Linked DNA regions of Mus musculus: regions 1, 3, 4 and 5 are each linked to region 2. A link is a loop called in an ENCODE intact Hi-C map of the cell type or tissue named here. Cell type or tissue: left cerebral cortex. All regions are shown on one strand. Region 1 overlaps Egr4 (early growth response 4). Region 2 holds the start of Pradc1 (protease-associated domain containing 1). Region 3 holds the start of Nat8f1 (N-acetyltransferase 8 (GCN5-related) family member 1). Region 4 holds the start of Fbxo41 (F-box protein 41). Region 5 holds the start of Alms1 (ALMS1, centrosome and basal body associated).

Region 1 (5,000 bases), 59 kb before region 2:
AGGCGGCAGCGTCTCGGTCCCCCCTGGATGTCCCTTTCCCCGCGGGCCCCGATGCCTTGCTGCCGGACCTCTACTCCCCAGATCTGAGTTCGGCCGCCTTTCCGGAGGCGTTTTGGGAGGCAGCGCCTTCGGCGGGCGCTCCCTCGCAGTGCCTGTTCGAGCCCCAGCTCTCCCCGCCCGACGTCAAGCCAGGGCTGCGGGCGCCTCCCGCTTCGCCAGCGCTGGACGCTGCTGCTTCAGCCTTCAAAGGGCCCTATGCCCCCTGGGAGCTGCTGTCGGCCGGGGTCCCGGGGAACTGTGGGTCGCAGGGGAGCTTCCAGACCACCCCGGAGGCCCGCTTCTCTGCAGTAGGGACCAAGGTCGAGGACCTGCTGTCCATCAGCTGCCCCGCCGAGCTGCCCGGCCCGGCCGCCAGACTCTACCAGGCAGGGGCCTACGACACCTTCTCGTTGGCCCCAGGTGACTTAGGGGAGGGGACCGAGGGCCTCCCGGCGCTGCTGACCCCTCCCGGCGGGGAGGGAGGGAGCGGCGGCGAAGGCGGAGAGTTCCTGGCCGCCCCTCCGGCGCAGCTGTCCCCTCTAGGCCTGCGCGGTGCCGCCACGGCGGACTTCTCCAAACCCCTGGTGGCCGATCTCCCGGGGGGCAGCGGCGTGGCCGCGCCCTCATCCCCCGCCGCATCCTTCCCCGCGGCCAAAGCCCGACGCAAGGGACGCCGGGGCGGCAAGTGCAGCGCGCGCTGCTTCTGCCCGCGGCCGCACGTCAAGGCCTTCGCCTGCCCGGTGGAGAGCTGCGTGCGGAGCTTCGCGCGCTCCGACGAGCTCAACCGCCACCTGCGCATCCACACGGGCCACAAGCCCTTCCAGTGCCGCATCTGCCTGCGCAACTTCAGCCGCAGCGACCACCTCACCACGCACGTGCGCACCCACACGGGCGAGAAGCCCTTCGCCTGCGACGTGTGTGGCCGCCGCTTCGCGCGCAGTGACGAGAAGAAACGGCACAGCAAGGTGCACCTAAAGCAGAAGGCGCGCGCGGAGGAGCGCCTCAAGGGCCTGGGCTTCTACTCGCTGGGCCTCTCCTTCGCCGCGCTGTAACCGGAGCTGGCCCCGTAGGTCGGGGGCGCCGGGTGCTCGGCGCACGCGGCACGGTCCGGCCGGTCCCTCGTTCCCCGCTGCCCTCCCTGCCTCTTCCACGCACGTCCGGGGCCACCCGCAGTCCAGCTCCAGTTTCCCCCGAAGCGCCCGCCGCTCACGCCCTTCAGCACGGGTTCCGCGGACAGCGCCCGCTGTTCGGGAGCCGCCTTCCTCCAGCCAGCCTCTCTGGGGACAGTCCTCTCGGTCCACCCACAGAACAGGCACTTCCTTGGGACTGAAGAAAGTGTTTTTGTAACTGGCGTACGCCCCACGCCTTCCTCTTTATCCCTCCCCAGAGACAAGCTGGGGATGTACCGAGCCGGTCTCTTAAGAACTTTGTACAGCAAGTCTTTGGATGTGATGTTTTTGCTTTGGGGTTATTTCCTTTTTGTTGTTCATTTTTTGTAAAGCAGACGCTACTCTCAAGCATTTGACAAAACTGTTTATTTTTGCAATTAAAATTATTGTGCTAAAAGCTTACCGAATCTGCCTTGTAAAAACTCCTAACAGTGATCTCTTTAACTTCACTCCCAGGACAGTATATGCCAGGAGACAGGAAATACCCACATGGTGAGATTCAGGCCTCCGACATTACTGACAAACACTCCTACAAGACACTGTGATTCACATTAGGCATTTAATAAATATAAGAGAATGAACTGATGTACTTCTTCACTGCTGACTTAAGGATTAGCAGTGTTTCTGGAACCAAAAGTGGAAGGCAAAGGTAGTAACGTCATGATATCCTCTAGGCCTCAGTCTCTAGTACCAATCTCAGAGCAGGAGGCAGTCAGTGCAAGTCGATTACTGTGTAATCCAACTGGAAACAACCAGGGTCGGTTATCCCTAACTCAGGAGCTTGCTTTCCAGCCCCAAATGGAAGGGAGGATGAGCCTTTGGAAAAGGCTTCCTTTCAAACAGGAAAGATTTGGCACTAGAGGGCGCCCTGGGCAGTAGAGGCCGATGCATTTTAGTGAAATGTGACTACTCTGTTAGCATTTGCTACCACAGATACATCTGTTCAAGAATCACTGCTGTAAAGACCAAAAGGGTCTCTGGGTTTATCTAGGCCAGACCCGAGGCTGTGAGGAACAAGCCAGAGGCTCCTGGAAGGGCCCTCCCTCTCCAGATGACAGTCCTTTTATTAAACAGCCGAACTCACGGCACAGTCAAAACCCTTGCCAAAACTTTACTTCCAGGTTAACCGTTTATGGTTTGGGGGTGCAGGCAGGCACAGAAAACCATGATCCTGTAATAGGGAAGGTGGGACATCCTCTTTATTCTCTTGATTTGCTCCTCAAAGTCTTTTCTACCTTGGGCTGTATAAAAGGCCTACAGTTGCACCTCCTGAATGACAGCTCTATGCTAAAGCAAGGGTGGGTCAACTCAGCTGAAGAGAGGGACGGAGGCAGGGAGAGAGAATATTTAGAGGTCAACTTTATGTAACGTTCTTCAGGAGCCATCTACTAGGGGTTTTGGTTGTTCCTATCTCTGCATGTGTGTACATGTATGTGCATGTGCCTTTGCAAGTGCATACCTTTGCAGAGGAGGATGTCAGATGACCTCTGTCACACCTCACATATACTTTTTTGTTTGTTTTATTATTTTGGATGCATAAATGTTTTGCCTGAATGTATGCATGTGTATTTGGTGCCTACAGAAGTCAGAAGAGAGTGTCCGATCCTCTGGAACTGGAGTTTCAGATGGCTACGGCACACTGTATGGGTTATGGGAATCAAACCTCAGTCCCCTGCAAGAGTAATAAGTGCGCTTAACCACCAGGCCATCTTCCCCAACCCTCTTGCACTGTAGTGTCTCTCTCTCTCTCTCTCTCTCTCTCTCTCTCTCTCTCTCTCTCTGTCTCTTTTATTTTTTCTGATACGGTCCCTCAGAAGCTGAAGGTTTGGGGGGGGGGTGTTTGGCTAGAGTAGGCAGCCTGTAAATCTCCTAGATACCCCTGTCTCCTCCACCCCTCAACCCTGGGTTACATGCACCTACAAGTTATTAGTGGCCATGCTCAGCTTTTACAGTGTGTACCGGTTATTAAAATTCAGACCCTCCTGCTAGCACAGCACATGAGCTTACCCATTGATCATCTATCTTGCTTAGTTATTTTGTTTTGCTGAAGAAATGTAGCTTTCTTAAAGGAAAAGGGAAAACATCCCCAGAGTAGAGAATACACCAAGAGAGAAATACTCTGTCTTGGTTTTTGAGATAAGGTCTATCTCTCACTGGACCTGGCTGACTGTCCTGTCAGTGAAGGCCAGGGATCCCCTGTTTCTGACTCCCCAGCTCAGGTATTATAATCTGCCCAGATTTTCTTTTTTAGCATAGGTTCTGGGGCTGGAATTTAAGTCGTGCTGCCAAGGCAAGCACTTTACCAACTGATCTCTCTCCTGCCCCCAGCTCCTCTTGAACCAGGAAAGACCTCACACAGATGCCTGGATTGGTGCTCCTGCTTTCTCAGCACCCCTCCCCCATATGCTTGCCCTCCAGTAACCTGTGATTAAAAACGTTGTCCCCTGCAGGGGAGCACCTTAAGCAAGGAGGTGAACAACAACAAAGCCACCCCAAAACTAAACAGATGCACTAGGCCCTTCCCTTTCTTCCAGAGTAAGCCGAGCCCAGTTGCAAAGACCCCAACTAGGTGAGCAACCAAGAGGACTCAGAGACTGGATCAGGTGCCTGAGATCAGCCAAGCTGCCTGGACGAGGTTTAGAGCAGATGAAGTGCCTGGAAAAGACACTCTCCAGCCTGCTGAGCTGCCAGCAGGCTGTGTGCAGTGCCACGTTTTCCCAGCTTTTACAAGCTGTGTCATGCATGCTGCAGTGGGCCTTGGTGATACAGCTGTCTTTGAGTCATGCCTGCTCCTGTAAGTAATGTCAATAAAACTCACTGGTTCACCAGCTTGGACTTTGGTGGTATCTGTACTTTAGTCTGTCATGGGTTCGCTACCAGGGATGAATACATGAATCTGTTTCGTCTCCTCAGGAAAGGTTTTGTCACCCAAATGCAACCCCAACAGCTGACCAGAGACAAAATGACTGAGACTTGTAGCCTTAGATATTAAGTCATTCTCTCCCTAGGTATTAAGTGCCCTCTCAGGACTGAGGACTTATGTCTAATAAACCAATTTTGACAAATTGATGCTGTCTCTTCCAAAAGAAATGCTATTTCAGAAGTATGGCCTGCAGAGGGCAATATTTAACCCTTTGGAGCCCAAGTGATGGATTGACTGCCAGACACTGAGAGGTAAGTGGTAGATTCAGGAGACCTGAGCTAAAAGGTGAGCCACATTATCTTTCTGACTATACCTTCAGACATACACACTCATAGGCATGACCTCAGACTTCATTTCTATACAGAGTAGGCAAGGCAGAGCATGGAGGCCCAGCTTTTCTTCTTTTTCTTCAGGTTTTATTGATTCTTTGTGAGTCATGCAGCCCAGTCCCACTCATCTCCCCATCCCCTTGTATCCACTCTCTGCCTTTGCAACCACCCCCCTAAAAAATAAAAAACACACAACAAAAAACAAACAAACAAACAAAAAAACAAAGCATAGAAAAATCTCATCGTGGAAGCTGTAGTGTGTCCCACAGTGTGTCCCTCTGTAATCTCTTGCAAATGTTCACTGCAATGAGTCATCATCCTGGTTTGATGTCTCTGGCTTCTGTGTCATGAAGACCCTGCAGCTTTGGATCCCCAGGACAGAAAAGGCCCATAGCTTAAGCAGCACCAAACCACACCACTGGAACAAAAGGAGGTCATATAGGCAGGCCGTCATCAGCGGCTAGTCTCTGAACCAGAACGCCCTTGCCAGCTTCTGCTGGGTTCCATCACTGTGGTCCTCTCCCTCCCTTCTCTGATTTC
Region 2 (5,000 bases):
CTTTGGCAATAGTACTGCCTAGAACCATTCCTTACTTTCCACCTCACTCTTCTTGTTCCTTCACAAGGGCTTAGTACCCTTAGAACCATAAAAGGCTTTAGTGTTTCGTCTTAATCTTCCTCTCCATTTTCCTTAGATCGTTTAAGGGACTGACTGGAAGAATCTCTTACAACACTGGCTGCTCTTCCAGAACTGGGGTTCCCTCCACTCCTAGCATCCACAAGGTGGGTCACCACATCTGTAACTCTAGTTCCAGAGATCTGACACCTCCATGGGCATTACATGTACATAGTAACCAGGCACACAGTAGTCATAACACCCACATACACTAAATAAAACAAAAGTCAATACTATCTATTAAACAATTAGTTGGAGGAGGCCCTGGAAGTGGCTCAGGGGTAAAGCTGCTAGATGCATAAGCCTAAGCACCAGAACTCATTACAAGTCTGTCATTGTGGTATATATCTGTAATCCCAGAACTGCTACAGCAAGATGGGAGGAAACAAGAGTCACCAGCAGCTCATAAGCTGTAAGTATGCAGCACAGCAGCAGAAACAAGAATCATCAATTTAGGTAAAACCCAAATGTGATGGTCTGGGACCCTTTGATAAAAGGTTTGCTACTTGTTTTGGCCAATGCTGGGCCACTGGTCATATCAGCAGCAATGATGCATATTTTACTGCAGCACATATGACTCATGGATTTATGCCTCAGCTCTGGTCTTCGCCGACCAAATCAATTTCAAGCGCTAGGGGTCAGGGAGCATGGACATGCTTCTGTAGGGACTCCTTCGGAGGAGAAGCTGTAATTTGGTAGCAGAGGGAGGACCTTACAGGTTTCCAAGTCTGTCTGGCATCTACGCATAGGAAGAAGCTGCAAAAGGCAGACAAAGGATTGACACTAAAAAGCAAAACTTAACGAGTGTGCTGATGCCAAACGCACAGGATTCTGTCTTGGAAGTTGACATTGCTCACTAACAACTCAGGTTTATCACAGGGGAACAGGGGAGGTATCTGACGCTGTCGGGGATAAAGGGTGATGCAGGAGGATTACAGGCAGACCTTTAAGAGACTCTCCTGCCTAAAGTACTCAGGTCGTCCCATCTTTGGTACTGTGTACATCAATTGCCCTTTTCCAGCACCAAGTACATTCGGGAGAACTAAAAATGCCCCCAACGAACAGGTTCCAACAGGAACGAAGGATTCTGTCTTTCCACATGCGGGAACGTAAACGACCACAATGCCAGGCAGGGCGTCACTTGGCCCAACCTAAAGACCCTCACGCTGCCTCTGTGCGCCTAGAAGCTCGCGCCTTCACTTCCGCACCTCCCAGGGCGATGTAACCCGGCCTTATGGTAGAGGTACAGAGCTCAACACACACTCGGTTCCGAAAACCCAAGCCTCCATTACGGGGAACAGGCTGAACAAGAGGTCTGTGGTCCCAAGCACCATGAGATCCATGGTTTCCAGGCCCAGCGGCATCGCGAGCCCCATTCGGCTCTCGCCAACAGCTTCAGTTTTGGATCAAGGCCGCCTCCGGCCGGGGAGCGGAAACGAGCCACTGTAGACACTCCGCATGGCGGGCCAGGGCCGCAGGGTCGTGGATGGCAGCGGATGCGCGGAGAGACACTCACCATCATCTTGGAAGCGGCTTCAGGTACCCGCAACTCGTCAGTTGTCCGCCTCGGGGCCGCCCACCCAAGCCCACAATGCTCCGCGCCGGAGAAATGCCCAGAAGCTTCTGGCGAGACGTTAGCCCGGGAGAGGAAGGGGCCGGACCACTTCCGCCACTCTATGGTTAGCTCCCGAGGTAGCCGGCTAGAGGAGTCGGAGGTCCAGGGACGCTCTAGGAACTCGCGTTAGCTTTGGCGGGGGTCATCGAGTCTCGCAGTGCTTTTGGTTTGTAAGGTGCGGTAAGGTCCCGCCTCAGCCCGCGCTCCCAGACGCCATGGTAGACGTGCAATGAGCTATCAGTACTGAACACCGGCTAGGAGAAGCACCTTAGGTGAGTGATCTCACTGCACCTGCTCAGCTCCGTGGCGAGGGAGCTCCGTGAGTTTCACAGGTAGCTTGGGAAGTTGGGAACAGTGTCCCGGGTCACAGGTGCGCGGCCCGCTCGGGCGCAGGAAATTTGCTCGGGTCGGCTTCTAGCTCTGTAGCGCCCCTTATCGGCCGAGGCGGCGCCGTGCCGCCTGCCCCTTCGCGCGAGGCCCGTCTCTGCCTGGGGAGGAGAGCCGTGGATCCCGCGCAACCCCGCGAGCCGCCCACCGCAGGTTCCGGGAGGCGCGTCTATAAGGAGGAGTGCGGGGGCGGGGCCGCGAACTGCAGTTGCTATTAAGAGTTTTGGCCAATCAGCGCCCGGTTCCACTTCTCCTGGCCAATAGGAAGTGGCCTAGGGCGCAGAGGAGGAAAGTGCGGCCACACGAACAGGCGTGGCGGCCAATCAGCCGCTGGCCTCCGTTCTGTGCTCCAACCGGCGCGGAGAGCGGGCCTGAGGGAGGCCGTGGCAGCTGTCAGGCTAAAGTCGGGCGAGGGATCGCGGCGGGACGGCGGCGGCGGCGGCGGCGGGACGGGCCCTGGAGATGAGCCGTGGCGCCGCGGGCTGGTGCTGTCTCGTGCTCTGGCTGCCCACGTGCGTCGCGGCCCACGGTGAGCGGCGACGGACAGGCGGGCGGGGCGGGAATCCAGCGTGCGCGCTTCCCGGGCTGGGGGCCACGGGTCACCTTGGGGACCCCGCGAGTTTGGGCCGCCCAGATCCAGGGACTAGACGGCTGCAGCGGGTGGATGCTGGTTCCCGGGTCAGTGAGTAGGCACAACCTGACAACCCCACCCCTCCCCGTCGAAACAAGAGCTTTCAGCTTTCCTCCCACTGAAGGCGACCCTGGTGACAGCTAGAGATCCAGAACGGAGGATGTGAGCGTTCTTATAGGCAGGAACACACATATGGGCTCACACGCACAGGCACCCACTTACACAACTCGAACATAAATGTACACACCTACGCGTTAAGTGAACACATGCATATACCCGAAGCTTATTAGATAAGCACATCAAATGCCAGACAGGGGTGTGCTTGTGGAAAGGGTTGCCTGGTGTTAATCCAGAAGGCTTCCTGGGGGGGGGGGGGGGTTATCCATCTGATGAAGTGTACCTACACTCAGGACAAAAAGCTGCAAGCCCCCTTAGCTCTGTCTGAGCTGTAATTTGGACCATAGACAGGATCAATTATAGACACAGCAATTGGATTGACTAACAGACCTGAGCTTCCATCCATCAACATTTACTTGCCTTTCTGGCAAGTTTAAAGAATCCAGGGACTCAAATCCAACTGAGAAAAAATATCCTAGCAAAGCTCTCGTGGTTTTTTTGGCCATTCTCTTGTTCAGGACAGCAGAGCTGGGCAGAGTTCTTTGTTTAGTAACCTTTACTGAGCAGCCACTGTGTCCTAGGCACTGGAGATTCATCTCTGTATAAAGCCACATACTTAAGGCTGGAGAGGTGGTTCAGTGGTTAAGAGCACTGACTGCTCTTCCAGAGGTCCTGAGTTCAAGTCCCAGCAACCACATGGTGGCTCACAACCATTTGTAATGGGGATCTGATGCCCTCTTCTGGTGTGTCTGAAGAGAGAGAGACCGTGTATTCACATAAAATAAATAAGTCTTTTTTAAAAAGCCACATACTTAGAATCACTGCTGCGATGAAAGAAGCTGACATAGAATATTATGAATCCACCATAATTACAGAGGAAGTATTAGCTGGGAGAAAGTATATTTTGAATGGGTGGAGGAAGGATAAGGCAGCATCTTTCTGAGAAATGACAGGTAAACTTTTAGGAAGACCCAAAAAGATAAAGACACTGAAAAGCCAGTACAGCTTTAACATGGGAAAGAGGAAACAAGAGTGGAGTGGGTATAGGAGTCAAATCAGGCAGGGCTTTCTACACCACAGCCAACAGCAGCATACACTTTAGTAGGTGAAGGGGACATTGAAGCTCTTGCAGTGGGGCAGGTGGACAGAGGCAGAGAGCTGGACAGACAGCTTGGCAGTTAGGAATACTAGTTGTGCCCGGCAGTGGTGGTGCACGCCTTTAATCCCAGCACTTGGGAGGCAGAGGCAGGCGGATCTTTTGAGTTCGAGGCCAACTTGGTCTACAAAGTGAGTTCCAGGACAGCCAGGGCTATACAGAGAGACCCTGTCTCGAGGAAAAAAAAAAAAAAAGGAATACTAGTTGTTCTTCCATAGGTCCCAGCTCACCACTGTCTGTCCCTCCATTTCTGGGGAGCTGATACCCTCTTACAGACTCGGCTAGCACCAGGCACACACATGGTGCATGAACATATATGCAGCCAAAGCACACATATACATAAAATTTAAATTAAAAATACAAAAAAAATGAAGGCAGATGAGAAGCTGAGGCAGGAGGATTGCTTGAGCCTAGAAGGTTGAAAACCAGTCTGGGCCACATAGCAAAACCCCCATCTGAAAAAGAAGACATGGAAGCAAGGCTAGATAGGTTGGGTCAGGACAAGAGATGACAGTGACTGATCTAGAAGATGTTGGTGAGACCAGAGCAAACTTGTAAGTTTTGGTTAGAAACTTGGGGGCTTCCCTGTCCACTCTGAAACTCTTAGGGCTTCTTCAGGTAAGAGGTGGATGTCAACCCAAGAGCTCCAGGTCTTTGTGGCTCACCTGCTGTGGCAGCAGCAGCAACAAATACAAATCTCCTGCATCCGGTCTGCCTTCCAGTGCAGAAACCAGCTCTCCAGCTGGGCATGGTGATGCATGCCTGTAACCATCATGTTTGGGAGGCAGTCAGGAGGAAGGATTCAAGGCCCACCAAGGAAACAAAACTAGTCCAAAGCCAGCCTGGGCAGTATGAGACCATTAAAAAAAAAAGAGGATTCCTGAGTATGATGGCACACACCTTTAATTCCAGCACTAAGGGTGAGGGTCGGGGCTATCAAAGGCTAGTCAGGGCTACATAGCGAGACTCTGAAAAAA
Region 3 (5,000 bases), 460 kb before region 2:
ACCCTGAGATTCCACCTCACACCAGTCAGAATGGCTAAGATCAAAAATTCAGGAGACAGCAGATGCTGGCGAGGATGTGGAGAAAGAGGAACACTCCTCCATTGTTGGTGGGATTGCAAGCTTGTACAACCACTCTGGAAGTCAGTCTGGAGGTTCCTCAGAAAGTTGGACATAATACTACCAGAAGATCCAAAAATACCTCTCCTGGGCATATACACAGAAGTTCCAACTGGTAATAAGAACACATGCTCCACTATGTTCATAGCAGCCTTATTTATAATAGCCAGAAGCTGGAAAGAACCCAGATGTCCCTCAACAGAAAAATGGATACAGAAAATGTGGTACATTTACACAATGGAGTACTACTCAGCTATTAAAAACAATGGATTTATGAAAGTTTTGGACAAATGGATGTATCTGGAGGATATCATCCTTAGTGAGGTAACCCAATCACAAAAGAACTCACATGATATGTACTCACTGATAAGTGGATATTAGCCCAGAAACATAGAACACCCAAGATACAATTTGCAAAACACAAGAAAATCAAGAAGAGGGAAGACCAATGGGTGGATATTTCATTCCTCCTTAGAATAGGGAACAAAATACCCATGAAAGGAGTTACAGAGACAAAGTTTGGAGCTAAGAGGAAAGATGGACTATCCAGAGACTACCCCACCCAGAGATCCATCCCATAATCAGCCACCAAACCCAGACCCTATTGCATATGCCAGAAAGATTTTGCTGAAGGGACCCTGTTATAGATGTCTCATATGTGGCTATGCCAGTGCCTGTTAAATACAGAAGTGGATGCTCAGTCATCTATAAGATGGAACACAGGGCTCCCAATGGAGAAGCTAGAGAAAGCACTCAAGGAGCTGAAGGGGTCTGCAACCCTATAGGTGGAACAACAATATGAACTAACCCGTACCGCCAGAGCTCATATCTCTAGCTGCATATGTAGCAGAAGATGGCCTAGTCAGCCATCACAGGGGAATGCCAGGGCCAAGAAGCGGGAGTGGGTGGGTAGGGGAGCAGGGCGGAGGGAGGGTATAGGGAACTTTCAGGATAGCATTTGAAATGTATATAAAAAAATCTAATAAAAAAAAAACAAAAAAAAGAACTATGTCAAATGTTTTCTCAGCATCAAATAAAATGATCATGTGATTTTTTTCTTTGAAAAAAAAAAAAAAAAAGAGTCATGTTGACATTTAGTTCCCGATGTGTGATATTAAACGGTGAGGCCAAGTATGGAATTAAGAAGGTGGCTAGGACTTTGTACTAAGAGATAAAAATAAAAAATAATTAATCCGCTCATATCACTATAAAGTTAATAGTTTACCTCAGGGGCAATTGGGGCCTTTGAACTCAAAATTTTGTTTTTTGGGTTTTGTTTTGCTCTGCCTTCCAAGTGCTGGGATTAAAGGTGTGTGCCACCGCTGCCCAGGTCAAAATTTTGTTAATCCAGTTATATGATTATCAAATAAAGGCTTCTATCTCCAAAGCGATTCTATTACAAATGAAGTTTGCCTAGCCTCCTAACCTGCTCCCTGGCTTGAGGCAGACGCTGGCAGATCTCTGAGTTTAAGGCCAGCCTGGTCTACAGTATGAGTTCAGGACATCCAGGGCTACACAGAGAAACCCTGTCTAGGAAAACACAACAAAACACCTCACCCACCATGAGGTACTGTGGTATTAGCAACAGGAGGTGGTCTAAGGCTTCTCACGTCCAGTGTCCACGTTCTGACTCTATATCCACATCTCTCCTGACTCATCCTTGTCACAAGCACTGCCATCACCTCTTATCAATAACACCTTAACAGCGTCCTCATCCGGGCCCTGTCACCAGTAATGCAATTCTAGCCTATCCCAATGGTCACGGGGTCCTTCAGGAGGAAGTCAGGCTGAAGCTAAAGCACTAACTATGTCACTGGGACCAGCATGTAGTCTGGACCCTGCCTGACTCCTCTCCAACCCGGATGGCATGGCCTGCCCTCGGCTTAGGCTGGTCAGGCTTTCCAACAGGGCGTCCCTACTACCCTCAGGGCTTCTTGCCTGGGTCCCTCCTGCCAAGGCCGCTCGCTGGCCCGGGTAAAGCCTGGGGTGGAGGCGACTCCGCTCTCCGCCGCGCCTCCCTCCCAGCGCTGGGCCTGGCTGTGGCTGTGCGGTCCGCACGCGGCTCCTCCAGCCTCAGCCTCGGGCATCGCCTGCAGGGGGCGCCCCGGCGCGCGCAGCCGAGCGGCCTTCCGTCCCGAGCCGCGCTCCTGAGACCATGTCGCTCTCCACCGGGGCTCGCGACAAACACGGGCAAAGGCACGCGTACTTCGCCCGCAAAACTGTCCGCAGGGAAAGAGCAACAGGGCGGAACTCACCCTGCATCCTACGCCCGCATCAGAAGATCGTCCCCTAGGAAACTTAGCTCTCTACTTCCGGAAGTGCTTAATGTTTGATAGGTGGGCGGGCGCCGAGGCGCCCAGTTTCCGGTGGGCGTGCTCCTGGCTCTAAAATGGAAGTGGAGCGGACTCCTAGTACCGCTAGAAGCTGCTGGCGGAGGACAAGGAGAACTAACTCTAATTTGTCCCGGCTTCGGAGGTGGAAAAGCCCCCACTGGTCGGGCCTAGAAGCTGAGGTATGGTGTTGTCAGCCCTGTTCTTAGCCTGTGTTGAACACTCTTTTCCTGTGAAAAAGAAAAATATTCACCAGGATGGGAGTCACAATTTATCAGAGCTTTCCAGACTCAGTTTACCGAGTATGCTCTTGGGTGGAAACGGGGATCTGGCGTGGTTGTGGCTTACATTGAAGGAGCGCTTCCGGTGCTTGGAGATCTAGAGACAAGTGGACTTTCACAGCTGTGACAGAGGAAAGAGGCAAATTTCTTGAGCAGACCAGAGGACGCGACGCTGGGATCAAGTCCCCAGAAGCCATCCGCCTCAGGGAATTATACAAGACCAGGGTACTGCTCACGGGGAAGGGTGGCCACCAAGATAGTGAGTCCGGATTTTAGTCCTTGCTACCTGTCAAGAGAACCCAATGAATAAAGAGCTTGAATCTTAAAATTAGTTTATCCAGAGAGAACCTGCAGTCTGAAATAGTAGGTTAATTACCCTACAGACATGCATTCCCTGCCATCTTCACCCAGCAGAATATATAAGGAGGAGATAGGGCCATAGGCAAAGACAGCCAATAATCCTGGAGCTCCGTTTTGTTTTGCCTCTCTGGCCAGATGGTCAACATGAGGACACTTCTCATATGATGTTTGCTTCTTACTTTCTTGGCTTTCTCCTCGTCTGCAGGTGTTTGGACACAGGCACATTGGAACTCAGAATCTAATTAATTTCTACTGATAATCGACCTTACACCCCTACAGAGATACCTGGGAGGTTAATTCAAAACAAATGAGAGGGTGTCCGTTTCGTTTCCTTTCCTCAGTGTGAAGTACAAGTGTGTCTTCATAATCCAGAATATGAAAGTGTCCCTATCTGTCCCCAATCATTCTTCACTATCAGTAGCAACTCTGAGATCTGTGTCATATGAAAGATGACATCCTGACACCGTGCACCTGGTTGGTTGTCGGAATGACTTCTTTTCTTGTAAGAGAATTCTCTGGCACAAAAAGATGTACATCAGAACATACCATATGTAGCAGGAGCAGCTGTGTCTTGGAGTGAGAATTTCTGAAATATGCTTTGTTCTGAAACAGATATAGACAATAAAGGTCTGAACCAAAGTTAGAAGACAGTGTCAGGTAGCCACATATAAAACCATTTCTCTGTAACTTCTCAGCTTTCCTTTTGGAAAGTCCACCACAGTGAGTCCAGTCTCACTCACCAGGGCTAGACTGCCCTGCACTTATAGCCTTTCTGTTTCAGCTTCCCCAGTGCTGGAATTTCACACAAGCAGTGTGACTTGGTTCTAATTCTGACTCCTTTCCACATCTCTGAAGATACTATTGTTTGGTTGTGGTGGTTTAATTTTATCTCTCAGCCCTGTGATGGGATCTGTCCCAACCGATCTGATTCTGTGTTGAAGGCGTGAATGAGTGACACATGTCAAGGAATTAATGCCAATAAACCCTAGAGCCTACCTTGTCTATTTTTTTTTTTTTACATTTTGTTTATCCTGTTGGTGACGTCCTTGCATCTCCATTAAATCACTAATGGGGATGTCCATTAGAGGCTGTATTTCTGCAGAATGTCTGCAGGCAATAGCCATATAACTCTTATTTATTTATTTATTATTTTTTATTTATTAGATATTTTCTTTATATAGATTTCAAATGCTATCCCGAAAGTCCCCTATACCCTCCCCCTGCCCTGCTCCCCTACCCACCCACTCCCACTTCTTGGCCCTGGTGTTCCCCTGTATTGGGGCATATAAAGTTTGTAATACCAAGGGGCCTCTCTTCCCAGTGATGGCCAACTAGGCCATCTTCTGCTACATATGCAGCTAGAGACACAAGCTCTGGGGGGTACTGGTTAGTTCATATTGTTGTTCCATCTATAGGGTTGCAGACCCCTTCAGCTCCTTGGGTGCTTTCTCTAGCTTCTCCAGCCATATAATTCTTAAAGGAGAACACAAAACAGAACTAATGAGTGAATATTTAAGGAAAGCTAGTGTTAAAGTATGCAGTCCATCAAGGTAGCCCAGCAAGCCTGAGACCTGAATGAATCCCGGGAACCCACCTGAGGAGGAAGGCGAGAACCAACTGCGAGAGCTTGCCTTCTGACCTCCACTCAAGCCATGGCACACACGATAGTAATGAGAATTCTATAAATTACAAATAAGCAGTTGTCTGTAGATGCTTTTAAATCTAATTATCTACTTATGTTTTAAAATCCTAATAGGCAATGCCTTTTAATCATTAGGAAGCATTGCTCAGAGTGTGCCCTGTTAGAGCATGTTGAATTATCATTGCTTAAAGAGAATTGAGAGTTAGCAGCACATGAACACACGCCCGCCTAGGAAAAATTAGTAACATGAACAGTTCTGATTTGGAGAAA
Region 4 (5,000 bases), 50 kb before region 2:
TGAGTGATCTCCCTTCTTAATCTAAGAAGGCTTCCTGCAGGTGGAAACGCTTCAGAGATTCAGGAAGTAAAAGGGGTTGCTTCATTGGCTTGGCCACTGTACACTCTCCAGTTCTTGTTAGATGTATGGTTCCCCCTAAGTCGCCTGCCCAGATTCCAGATTCCTTCCCCCACACTACATGTCCCTGGGGCTTCTGCCCTCTCATGTGTGGGATGGGGCCAGTGGAAGCCACCCAAAGCCTCCAGGGGAGTCCTGGAACTATGCTGGCTGGATTTCTGCTCTGCTGCAGGCCCTGGGTGCAGTCCAGCAGAGGTGGTGGAGTGGAGGCACCGCTGTGTGGTCCAAGTATCATCTCCCTTTTCCTCATTCAAGGCCTAGTTCAGCCCAGGCCTTGCTTGGTATCCCCAGTGGGTTGTTGTTTTGTTTTGTTTCCCCAGCTCACCTTCAGCCCTGTGAACTTTCCCTAGCGCAAGACAGCCAGGCTGTGCCTATCTCAGCAGATAGGTAGGCCAGAAGCCAAGGGCGAGGAGTCTTCTAGGTACTTCAGGTTCAGGAATTCTGGGGCTATCCTATGGAAGTGATGGGTTTATCTGGAGCAAACCAATGCACGGTCCCTGCTCCTTTTCATTTGTAGGAAAAGGACCTAAGTGCAATAATAGGTCCAGGAACATGACACAGTGTGGCCCAATGCAGCCAAGTCTTCCCAAAGACTACGTGTCTGACCTGAAGTCACTGAGGGCAAGACCTGCACTTGGGCTCGAAGCCCAAGAGGACGCTGAGGAACTGTGGTGTATGTCATAGAGCTTGTGCCAGCCTCGTTTGGATCTCCAGAACGACCCATCCCAAGATCTGCTTCTGATTAGGTGCAGGCCAAGTCCGAGGGGTGGGTTAAGGTGGACAGGCCCTGATTAAAGGTGGGCAGCAGAAGACACAGCTGGACGCTCCAAAGCACAGGAATGCCTTGGTGGTGGTGCCTGGTGAGGGGAAGGTTGCACCCCCATCCCCGTAGTGCCCATCCTCCACCCAAGCCACCAGCTTCTGCGGAAAACGTGGGGACCAGGCGCAGCCGCTCCTGGCTGCAAGTGCCGCTCCCCTCTTGCTGGAGAGCCCGCCCCGGAGGAGGGGCCGGCTCCGCCCCACCTCCCGGCCGCCTCCCTCCCTGTCTCCTAGCTGCACCGGGGCCGAGCGCCCCCTCCTATCTCCCCCTCCTCCGCCCTGCGTACCCCGCCCGTGATCGCATCGCGAGCCCCTCCCGCTGCACCGGGCTGGGGGATTCGGCCGCCCCCGCCCCAACCGGGAGGCGGCGGCGGCCACCCAAGGCTGCAGTGGGGACCAAGATTTAAGGCCCGGCGGCGGCCCTGCGTCTAGACCGGGCACGCGGGGTCTGTGCCTCTGCGCCCCCAGCCCAGGGCCGCGGTGCCTGGCCTCGCCACAGGCTGGAAGAGGTAAAGGCAAGTCTGGAGCGTGCTGCGGGACTGGTCCTGGAGAGGCTAGGCAGGGAAGACCTCAGCCACTGCCCCCTCCTCCCCTGCCTTCTTCCCTGTTGCCCTCCTGAGGCCGTGAGGCCGCTAGAACTGGGAGGGATTCTGGGCAGGCCAGGCTTCCAGGCAGCCAAGGGGTTAATTTAAGGAATTAAAATCAGAACGGGTCTGAGACCAGGCTTCCCCTCCCCCCTCCCGCCTGTCGCTGCCTGAGCCTTGTTGGGGGGGGCGGGGGCGGGCTCCAGAAAAAACCCACTGGGACTCTGGACCTTGGAGAGGGAGAAGGGGGAGTGCCCTGAAACCCCAGCCCTCTCCACCTGCTGGTGATGGAATGGGGGAGGGTCTTGGTAGGCCTGCCTGGGCACCTGTGTGGTTGTAGGTGCGTGCCGGTGTGCACGTGTGATCGTCTGGAGGCGTTCATATATGTGCACACATGTTTTTGCCTCCCCACACCCCAGTGCCTTTGCGGGTGACTGTGCCCACAGTGTCTCTGGAGGTGTGGGCTCCATCCATCGCCTTGCATGTGTGTGTGATACTGTGCCTGTGTACACTGCCTACAGTCTGCCGAGAGAAGAGTGAGGCCTGCCCCCTCCCTTTGGTTTAGCCTGCGGTGAGGGGCTCAGATGGTTTTCCGGGTGTGGGATCCAGGTGCTGGAGCCTGTGTGCGTGTGTGACCTTGGGAGGCGTGTGCATGTTTGCAGGACCACGAGAGGGGGTGCTTAGAACAGAAAGGCAGTGAGGAGGGTGATCAGGAAGCAGAAGAGTGGCTGCGATGGCTCCTGTGGATTTTTACCAGGCTGGGTGACTCTTCTGGAGGCACCCAGTTTGGGGTTATATAGCTGCAGGGCTCAGGCCCAGGCTTCTTGGAGGATTGGGCAGAGGGGTTGGACAGGCAGGACATTCCTTTATTCTCCACCCACTGGGGCATAATGGGGGTATAATGTGGACACCTCCAGCTGCCTCTTCATCTGCAGAAGGCCTCCACCTGCTGGTGGAGGCCTCCTGTAAACACCTAGTTTAGAGCTTCTGTTGGGGCTTCTAAATCCATCTAACACCACCCAAACCTTCTCCCCTCTGTTGTCTGATTTTCTCTTTCTCTGCTTCTTTCCGGCAAGTGGATTTTACACGGGAAGGAGGAGGGACATGCTCCTGGGCCCCGAAGGCCAAGTGGGAGGGAGAGCAGATAACTGTGGGTTGGTCAGGTAGGAAGTTGGGAGCCAGAAAGGGAAAACACAAAAAACAAACTCAGCTAGCTTCTGCCAGATCTGAATTTAACTGGTGGGACAGGGGACAGAGATTTGTGACATATACACATTTGTGCCTACATTAAGGAGTACCTTGCTTTTAGGGAGGGTTAAGAGGTAGTGAAGGTTGTCAAAATATAGTAATTACCTTTGCCTCTGAGTACCCTAGACATTCCTCTGATAATGCTTTGTATAGTCAACAAATATTCCCTTAGTGCTACTATGGGACCTTTATCCTATGAACACTTCAGGATTGGTACAGACACCCCGCTCTCAGCCAGAAGGAATGTAGCATAGAAATGAGTTGGTCAGGAAGTGTTGTGTTCAAATCCCAGTTTGTCATGGGTTTCATTTATTTACTACTGTATAACAAACACCCACAGAATTTAGAAACTTTGGATGGCATTTGTTTGCTTGCTTATTTCAGTGCTGGGAATTGAACTCAGGACCTTGTACATACTAGGCACATGATCTACTACTGGCCTTAAACTTTCGGTCTTCCTGTCTCCCAAGTTGCTAGGACTTCAGGCATGTATCAACCACTAGCAACGACACTGTTTCTCATAGTCTATGAGTTGCCTATGACTGTGGCTATGGGATCTGGGGATCTCACTTGGAATCACATACAGGGCCTCTCAAGATGCCTTCTCAGCCCCCCAGGGCCTCCTTCCAGCAGTAGCCTCAGGCAATCCTACACAGCTGGGATCCAGTCTCTGGGTTGCAAGGCTCCCTAAGGGGAAATGTTCTAATATGACAAATCCTAATGTGCAACTACTCAGTGGCTTCTGCTTGCATGAAGCTTGCTGATAGCCATCTGGCCAAGCTCTGAGTCAGTGTGGGAGGCACATAAGGCACATAAGGGCAACACTAGAAAGCTTGATTCCTCAGAGGTCCTCATGCAGGAGCCATTTGTTACAGGTCTTTATTGGCCACGGGCAAGTGATCTGACCAATCTGAGCCTTAGCTTCCTCATTCCAGCACTGAAACCTTCCACCTCCTTGGGAGCATTGTGGTGAATATGGTGATGTACCAGGAATGATTATTAGACAGACATCGGGCCACTTGACTTTGACATCTTGTGCTGGGCACATGACATAGAATAAACCAGGTGACCCTGAAGCCTTAGAGCTCAGCTAGAGCAAACCATGGCAATGAGAAGACATAGTGGGTTCTGACCTCTTAGTAAGGGACTGGGGAGCCACCATGCTCTACAAGGCCATTCGTGGATTTATTTAGTTAATCTGTTTATTTAGTTACATGATGGTAAGTGTTGAAAATCGCTTTGGTTGGGCACTGGAGAGATGGCTCAGCAGTTGAGAGCACCTTGCAGAGGACCTGGATTCGGTTCCAAGCTCCCACATGATGACTCAAAACTGTTTGAAACTCCAGTCTTGAGGGATTCAATACCCTCTTCTGCTCAGAAGTGCACTTGGTGCATGTACATACACGCAGGTAAAACACTCACACACCTAAAACAAAAATAAATCTTTTCTAAAAATTCGTTTTAGAAAATTATTTTGGCTTCGTGAAATTTAATTGATTCATGATTTGGGATTCCTCTAATAGTGTATTTATGTGCACCATGTGAAGATGGTCATTTGAACTGTTTCTGCCTGTAGTGTATAAACGATGATGGATCTAATTTATATGTATATCCATGATCCCCAGCTTGTGGGAACTGTCGTCTGTCAGAGTTTAGTGTATGGGAGGACTTGTGCTGTGGTGGGACTCAAGGTATCAATGAAAGGCTCTACAGAAAAGGTGACATTTGAGCTGAGTCTACAAAACTTACTAGTTGGAGAATAAAGTCCCAAGAAGGGAGACCAGCATGAGCCTAGACTTGAAGATGTGACAGGGCCCAGGGCTTCCCAGTGTAGGTGAACCCTCATGGGGCTCAATGGCAATTTGTGTGGAAAAGGAACAGAGACAAAAACTGGTGCTGGTGAAGCTGAGAGCTGATCAGATTTAGCTACCCTTGATGACAAGGGCTGCAGGTGTGCTTCACCACTGAGCAGATGGACTGGGGATATAGCTCAATTTGATTGCTGGTACTCTCCAAGCACTTGGGAGATGGAAACAGAAGGGTCAGAAGTTCAAGACCATCCTTGACTTCACAGTAAGTTTGAGACAAGCCTGGGCTACATAAGGACCCGTCTGAAAGGAGGAAGAGTAAGAGACCATCCTTCAGAGATTATTTTACTTGTTTGGTGTATGTGTGTGTGTTCATGTGTTTACGCATGTAGTGTGTTAGATGCTTTCTTGTTCTTCACCTCAT
Region 5 (5,000 bases), 140 kb before region 2:
ATCCTAACCCTATAAAATAAAAAATAAAAAACAAATGTAAAATGTGAAAAAGTCACACTCTTGCTAACCAACAGTGCCTTGTTTTATCTATGCTTTGTTTAACCCCTTGTTTACTAGCCTTGCAGTCTTCAAGGTAACTCCCCAACCTCACTGACAAGTCCAGGTTACCTATTTCATGCATTCATTTTTTTTATGCATGCATTTTTGTATATAGCAGTTTTACTTATGAGATCATGTGAATTTTATCTGCCTCCCTCTTTAGAATGGGAACACTAGGAAGGCAGCAGTTTAGTTCACCATGATTTCCTTAGTATCAAGTACAAGGTAAACACTTAAAGTATAAGCTGAATGAATTTAATACCACCTAGCAAGCAAACATCATGTATTGCTTTTTGACAATCACAGTCCATACTATCACTGTGATAATGAAATTGTTCTGCAATTGCTTTGTCCAACGTGACAGCCACTAAGCAGGTCTATTAAGCACTTGAGAAGTGTACAGGATCACTGAATTCCTAATTTTATTCATTCCCCTTCCCCAATACTAGGGCTTGAAAACTCAAGTCCTTGCACACACTAGGCAAGACCTCTCTACCACTTAAATACACCACCAGCCTTTCTAGTGTTACTTAAAACTAATTCGTATGTAAAGAACCACACGTGACCATACTGACCAACAACGCAGTTCCTGATAGTTAAAAAGCATTAATAGCACGGTTAGTTTCAAAATGATCTTGGTAGGACCTCTGTAAACTTGGCTCTTCCTCTATTTGGTCCTAACTTGGTGCTTTCTAATTTTCCAGACCAGAGCTGCCTCACAAGCTTTCTTTCATTCCAAGTTCCTGCCACTGGCTAGGAACCTATTAATTGCTACAAGTGCAAAGACACACAATGGGCGGGAAGACACACAAAAGCTCACGCAGAATACTTAACCAACAATAATTCCTAGTGGGGGGGGGGGGGTGAGGGGGGGATGTTTCTTGCACTTCAATAAAACTAAGGTGTTAAATGCTAAACGTCTCTCCACCAGTTAGCTATTCCCTAGACTCCCTCCCCAGCTCCCACCTCCTGCCAAAGAAGCCTTTCTAACTGCTCGCTCTGGGAGTACCGGCTCCCAGCGCCATCTGTCTTATCTGCCCTACTTTAAAAACAAAAACAAACAAACAAAACAAAACGAAAAAAAAAAAAAAACGGATCCACTGAGAGGCGCAGGAAACACGGAGCTGTCAATGTCAGGAAGAACCTAAGACTACAAAGAACCTGCCAGCCCCACAAGCAAGGTGTACAGTCCATAAGCAAGGCGACCCGCAGCGCGTAGGTCCCGATATCCTGGACCCAGTTCAGTAGCTCAAGCATCTCTACAGTCGCTTGGCCTCAGCCCCGCTCCTCCCCACAGCCCAGCTCCGGGCTACAGAGCCGCTTCTCACCTCAGTCTTGCCCAGATGCTCCACTGGGGTGTACCGGAGCCGCGGGGACAGAGGCGGAGGCGGAGGCGGAGGCGTGGGAGGGGGCAGAGAGAAAGCACTGCCAGGACGGTCGGGGTGAGCCTGCAGCCAGGCTTTAGCCAGCTCGTCCTCCTCTTCGTCCGAGCTCTCCTGCCGCTGGGACTCGTAGTTAAAATCCAAGTCGGGCCCCGCCTCTTCGAACTCTTCCAGTCTCCCACTCTCCTCAGAGGTCAGGGCCTCCTCGGTCGCCGCCGCCGAGGCGTTCTCCACCTCTTTCTTCCCCTCCTCTTCCTCGCCCTCCTCCTCCTCTTCTTCCTCCTCCTCCTCCAGCTCGTCAGGCCACGGCAGGTCCTCAGGCTCCATGTTGGCCTCGCGCTCCAGGCGCCTTTGGAAGAGGAGGAGAGGGGGAGGGGCGAGGAAGGGAGGGGAAGCGAGTTGACTGGCGGTTGCGGCTGCGCGCAGGCGCACCTGCCCTCACTGCCTCACGCGGGGCGGAGCTGAGAACCAGCCCGCGCGTTGCTAGGGACGCCCCGCGGGGAGCGCGGGAAAGCCGCAGAAGAGCGTCACTAGACCTCGCTCACAGTACCGTATGCTCACAATAAACCTAGTCCGGGCTTTGGGGACGCTAGGGGTCCTGCACAAAGTCACCCATGATTTTTTATCTCTTGCCCTAGAATAAACCAATAATAGTCACGTTCGCAAGTTACAAATTTTAAGGTTAGTGCCAGTCTACCTAGCAGTAGTGAATCTAATGGGATGAGTGAATAGTTAAGAGAGAGAGGGAGAGAGAGAGAGAGAGAGAGAGAGAGAGAGAGAGAGAGAGAGAGGGAAGAGAGGAGAGATAGTTGGGATCTGACTAAACCACAAGCAACTGTGTGAGAAGCGCCTATAAAACGAGGTTAAGAAACCAACCCCGGCCTGGAGAGATGGCTCACGGATTCAATTCCTGAGTTCAATTCCCAGCAACCACATGGTGGCTCACAACCATCTGTAATGGAGTCTGGTGCCCTCTTCTGGTGTCTCTGAAGAGAGCAATGGGAGTGTACTCATGCATAAAATAAAAGAAGGTGGTGGCGCACGCCTTTAATCCCAGCACTTGGGAGGCAGAGGCAGGCGAATTTCTGAGTTCTAAGACAGCCAGAGCTACACAAAGAAACCCTGTCTTGAAAAAAAACCCAGAAATATTAATAAATAAATAAATAATAAAATAAATAAATCTTTTTTTTAAAAAACGAAAAGAAAGAAACCACACACACACACCCTCAGGGCTGAAGAGATGGCTCCACCAGTAAGGCATCTACACCACAAACTGGAGTTTGATTCCCAGAACTCACATAAAAGTGGAAGGCAAGAACTAACTCCCCTAAATTGTCTTTACTGAGTGCACACACAATAGTATAAAGGTAGCTGGATCAGGTAGTACACGCCTTTATTCTCAGCACTTGAGACGAAAAGGCAGGTAGATCTCTGAGTTCAAAGCCAGCCTGGCCTACATAGGGAGTTTCAAGACACCCAGGGTGACATAGACAGACTGCCACAAAAAAAAAAAAAAAAAAAAAGTCTTTAAAAGAGGGCAGGCAGCATGGCTTAGCAGGTAAAAGCACATGACCCTCCATCCTGCCCAACAGGCTTCCAGTAGCAACGCTGTACCTCTTAAACCAACTGTGAAACGAATCATTTCTAATTCAAACCATCACAGAGAGACATTTGTCCATGTCTCCCCAGAAGAAGCCACAACACTGTGCCTAGTGTCTGGAACAGCCTCTGGCATTTAAGGAGCTGCTCAGCGAACACTGTCAAGAGAGAGCAACAGAGTACAGATTGAACTGACAGGCCAGGAGATAACAAATAGAATACTGGAGTCCTGGCTTCCCCTGGGATTCCTAGAGCTGTCTGCCTACTGGAGAACTCTTGACTTCCTCTCCCAGCTAGCAACTAGGGGTCCTCAGACAAGCAAAGAGTGAAGGGCACCTCCAGGTGTTTGTGTGGGAGGAGAGAGGCTCACTGTAACTTTCAGTTGACACCAGGTGGCAAACCCTCATGTAGGATGAATCATTGCCACCAATGGCTAAAGAAATCCATTAACAGCTTCAAAAAATGATTATACGTAGCATATATAGAAAAATGTATATGTATATAAGTGTGTGTATATCTGTGTGATTGGGGAAATAGATGGGCAGATAAATACATACAAAAAATATGATAAAGGACCAGAAAATTTAGGAAAACATAAAAGAAATATATAATAAACCAGTGAAGGGAAAATTAAGTATTCATTAAATTTCCATTTGCTCTCATTTCTGTCACTGTGATTAAATACCTAACAAAAAGGGTTTATTTTAGCTCACAGTCACGCGCTATTTGCAGTCCATCACAACTGGAAAACCGAGACAGCAGGTCACACCACATCCACAGCCAAGAATAGAGGAATTAACACATGTGTGCCTGCTTGCTTGTGAGAGACTGATTGTCTTAAACTGACTTGTGTTGGAAGGTCCCGCTCACTGTCTGTGCCTTTACTCCTTAGGCAGAGGGTCCAGAACTAGAAAAAGGAGAAAAACTGAACTGAGAACAATCAAGAAACATGCGTATATTCCTTTCTCTCTGCGCATGGCTGTGGGTGTGATGTGACTCACTGTGTTAAACACCAGAACTTTCCCACCCTGCTGGTCTGTGCCCTCAGACTGTGAGCCACAATAAGCCGTTCCTCCTTTAAGTTGCTCTTTGTCAGGATGTTTCATCCCAGCAACAGAAAAGTAACTGAGGCCAAGTCTCACTGAGCATGATGATCAATTCCAGATAGCCCACATTTTCAAGACCTTTTGTTTGGAACCCACTCTCAGGTATCCATATCTATTCCAGCAGGTTTGGGGTTTTTTTTGTTGTTGTTGTTTGTTTGTTTGTTTTGTTTTTGTTTTTGTTTTTTCCAGTTATAAGTACTAGAAGTGACTAATCTGGTCAGCTTGCTTGCTTGCTTGCTTGCTTGCCGTAGGATCTCACTCTGTTGCCCAGGTTGTCTTGGAACTTTGTAGCTGATTTCGAACCTGTTGGGATGATCCTTTCTTAACTTCTCTAGTACTAGAACGATAGGCATCAGCCACCATGCTTAGCTTCCTCTACTCATTTTAACTGAAAAGGAAATGCATTGGAAAGAAGCAATCTAGCTCACACACCTGGCAAAGCAGAACCTCCCAGATAAGTCACAGTCTTGAAAAATGGAACGAAGTGCTGTTTGAAGACATCAGCATAGTGCAACTAAACCACGTTGTATGAAACAGGATGAAATCACAAGAAGCATGAAGCTGCATGACTCAAAACAGACAATTACATAGCCACAATTTATAATCATAATGTAAGGAGCAACACAATAACCCAACACTCCTCACTTTTGCAACTGGACACAAACCTTAGCATATCGCTTTCACCCTTTTCATATCTACTTCATGTCTCAGCCTATATCACAGGGTCTTTGATCCATTAGGTGACTCCAAACTATTTCTGAGAGAATCTTACCTACATAAGGTGACTGTCATCTTCCATTACATGATATTGCTA

Evidence for each region. Hi-C counts contacts between places; a loop is a spot of excess contacts. Peaks named below come from ENCODE experiments on the same cell type or tissue, not always from the same donor. Only the 100,000 strongest peaks of a DNase experiment are listed, where the experiment ranks them.
Region 1: it touches region 2 in a loop (3-fold over the local background); 5 of 42 quality-filtered maps call a loop at or near these places.
Region 3: it touches region 2 in a loop (4-fold over the local background); 9 of 42 quality-filtered maps call a loop at or near these places.
Region 4: a loop joins it to region 2, with 6 times the contacts of the local background. A loop is called at or near these places in 5 of 42 quality-filtered maps.
Region 5: it touches region 2 in a loop (2.9-fold over the local background); 5 of 42 quality-filtered maps call a loop at or near these places.

What each region holds. Positions count from the first base shown.
Region 1 is chr6:85,507,731-85,512,730 of GRCm38, reverse strand. It overlaps Egr4 (early growth response 4), which reads left to right. Exons shown (of 2, transcript NM_020596.3): 2 at 1-1,610. The coding sequence ends at 1,091. Among named protein-coding and RNA genes, the nearest start is that of Egr4, 3.4 kb to the left of the region's middle. In left cerebral cortex, a CTCF peak has its summit at 2,063 (motif pointing right); DNase peaks (open chromatin) are centred at 1,342, 2,054, 2,674, 3,920 and 2 more places; H3K4me3 peaks cover 1,562 bases; H3K27ac peaks cover 1,139 bases.
Region 2 is chr6:85,448,761-85,453,760 of GRCm38, reverse strand. Pradc1 (protease-associated domain containing 1) reads left to right here and starts at 2,459. Exons shown (of 5, transcript NM_001163427.1): 1 at 2,459-2,648. The coding sequence starts at 2,582. Cct7 (chaperonin containing Tcp1, subunit 7 (eta)) reads right to left here and starts at 2,256. Exons shown (of 12, transcript NM_007638.4): 1 at 1,634-2,256. The coding sequence starts at 1,639. In left cerebral cortex, CTCF peaks have their summits at 2,164 and 3,615 (motif pointing left); DNase peaks (open chromatin) are centred at 842, 1,778, 2,339 and 2,923; H3K4me3 peaks cover 3,153 bases; H3K27ac peaks cover 2,620 bases.
Region 3 is chr6:85,913,163-85,918,162 of GRCm38, reverse strand. It overlaps Nat8f1 (N-acetyltransferase 8 (GCN5-related) family member 1), which reads left to right and starts at 2,531. Exons shown (of 2, transcript NM_023160.3): 1 at 2,531-2,629. Tprkb (Tp53rk binding protein) reads right to left here and starts at 2,444. Exons shown (of 6, transcript NM_176842.3): 1 at 2,373-2,444. In left cerebral cortex, CTCF peaks have their summits at 2,030 and 2,238 (motif pointing right); a DNase peak (open chromatin) is centred at 2,422; H3K4me3 peaks cover 2,040 bases; H3K27ac peaks cover 2,147 bases.
Region 4 is chr6:85,499,154-85,504,153 of GRCm38, reverse strand. It overlaps Fbxo41 (F-box protein 41), which reads left to right and starts at 1,160. Exons shown (of 13, transcript NM_001289675.1): 1 at 1,160-1,445. In left cerebral cortex, a CTCF peak has its summit at 2,484 (motif pointing left); DNase peaks (open chromatin) are centred at 1,105, 1,713, 1,955 and 2,406; H3K4me3 peaks cover 2,242 bases; H3K27ac peaks cover 2,508 bases.
Region 5 is chr6:85,584,454-85,589,453 of GRCm38, reverse strand. Alms1 (ALMS1, centrosome and basal body associated) reads right to left here and starts at 1,923. Exons shown (of 23, transcript NM_145223.2): 1 at 1,428-1,923. The coding sequence starts at 1,808. In left cerebral cortex, a CTCF peak has its summit at 2,456 (motif pointing left); DNase peaks (open chromatin) are centred at 1,123, 1,886 and 2,480; H3K4me3 peaks cover 1,599 bases; H3K27ac peaks cover 659 bases.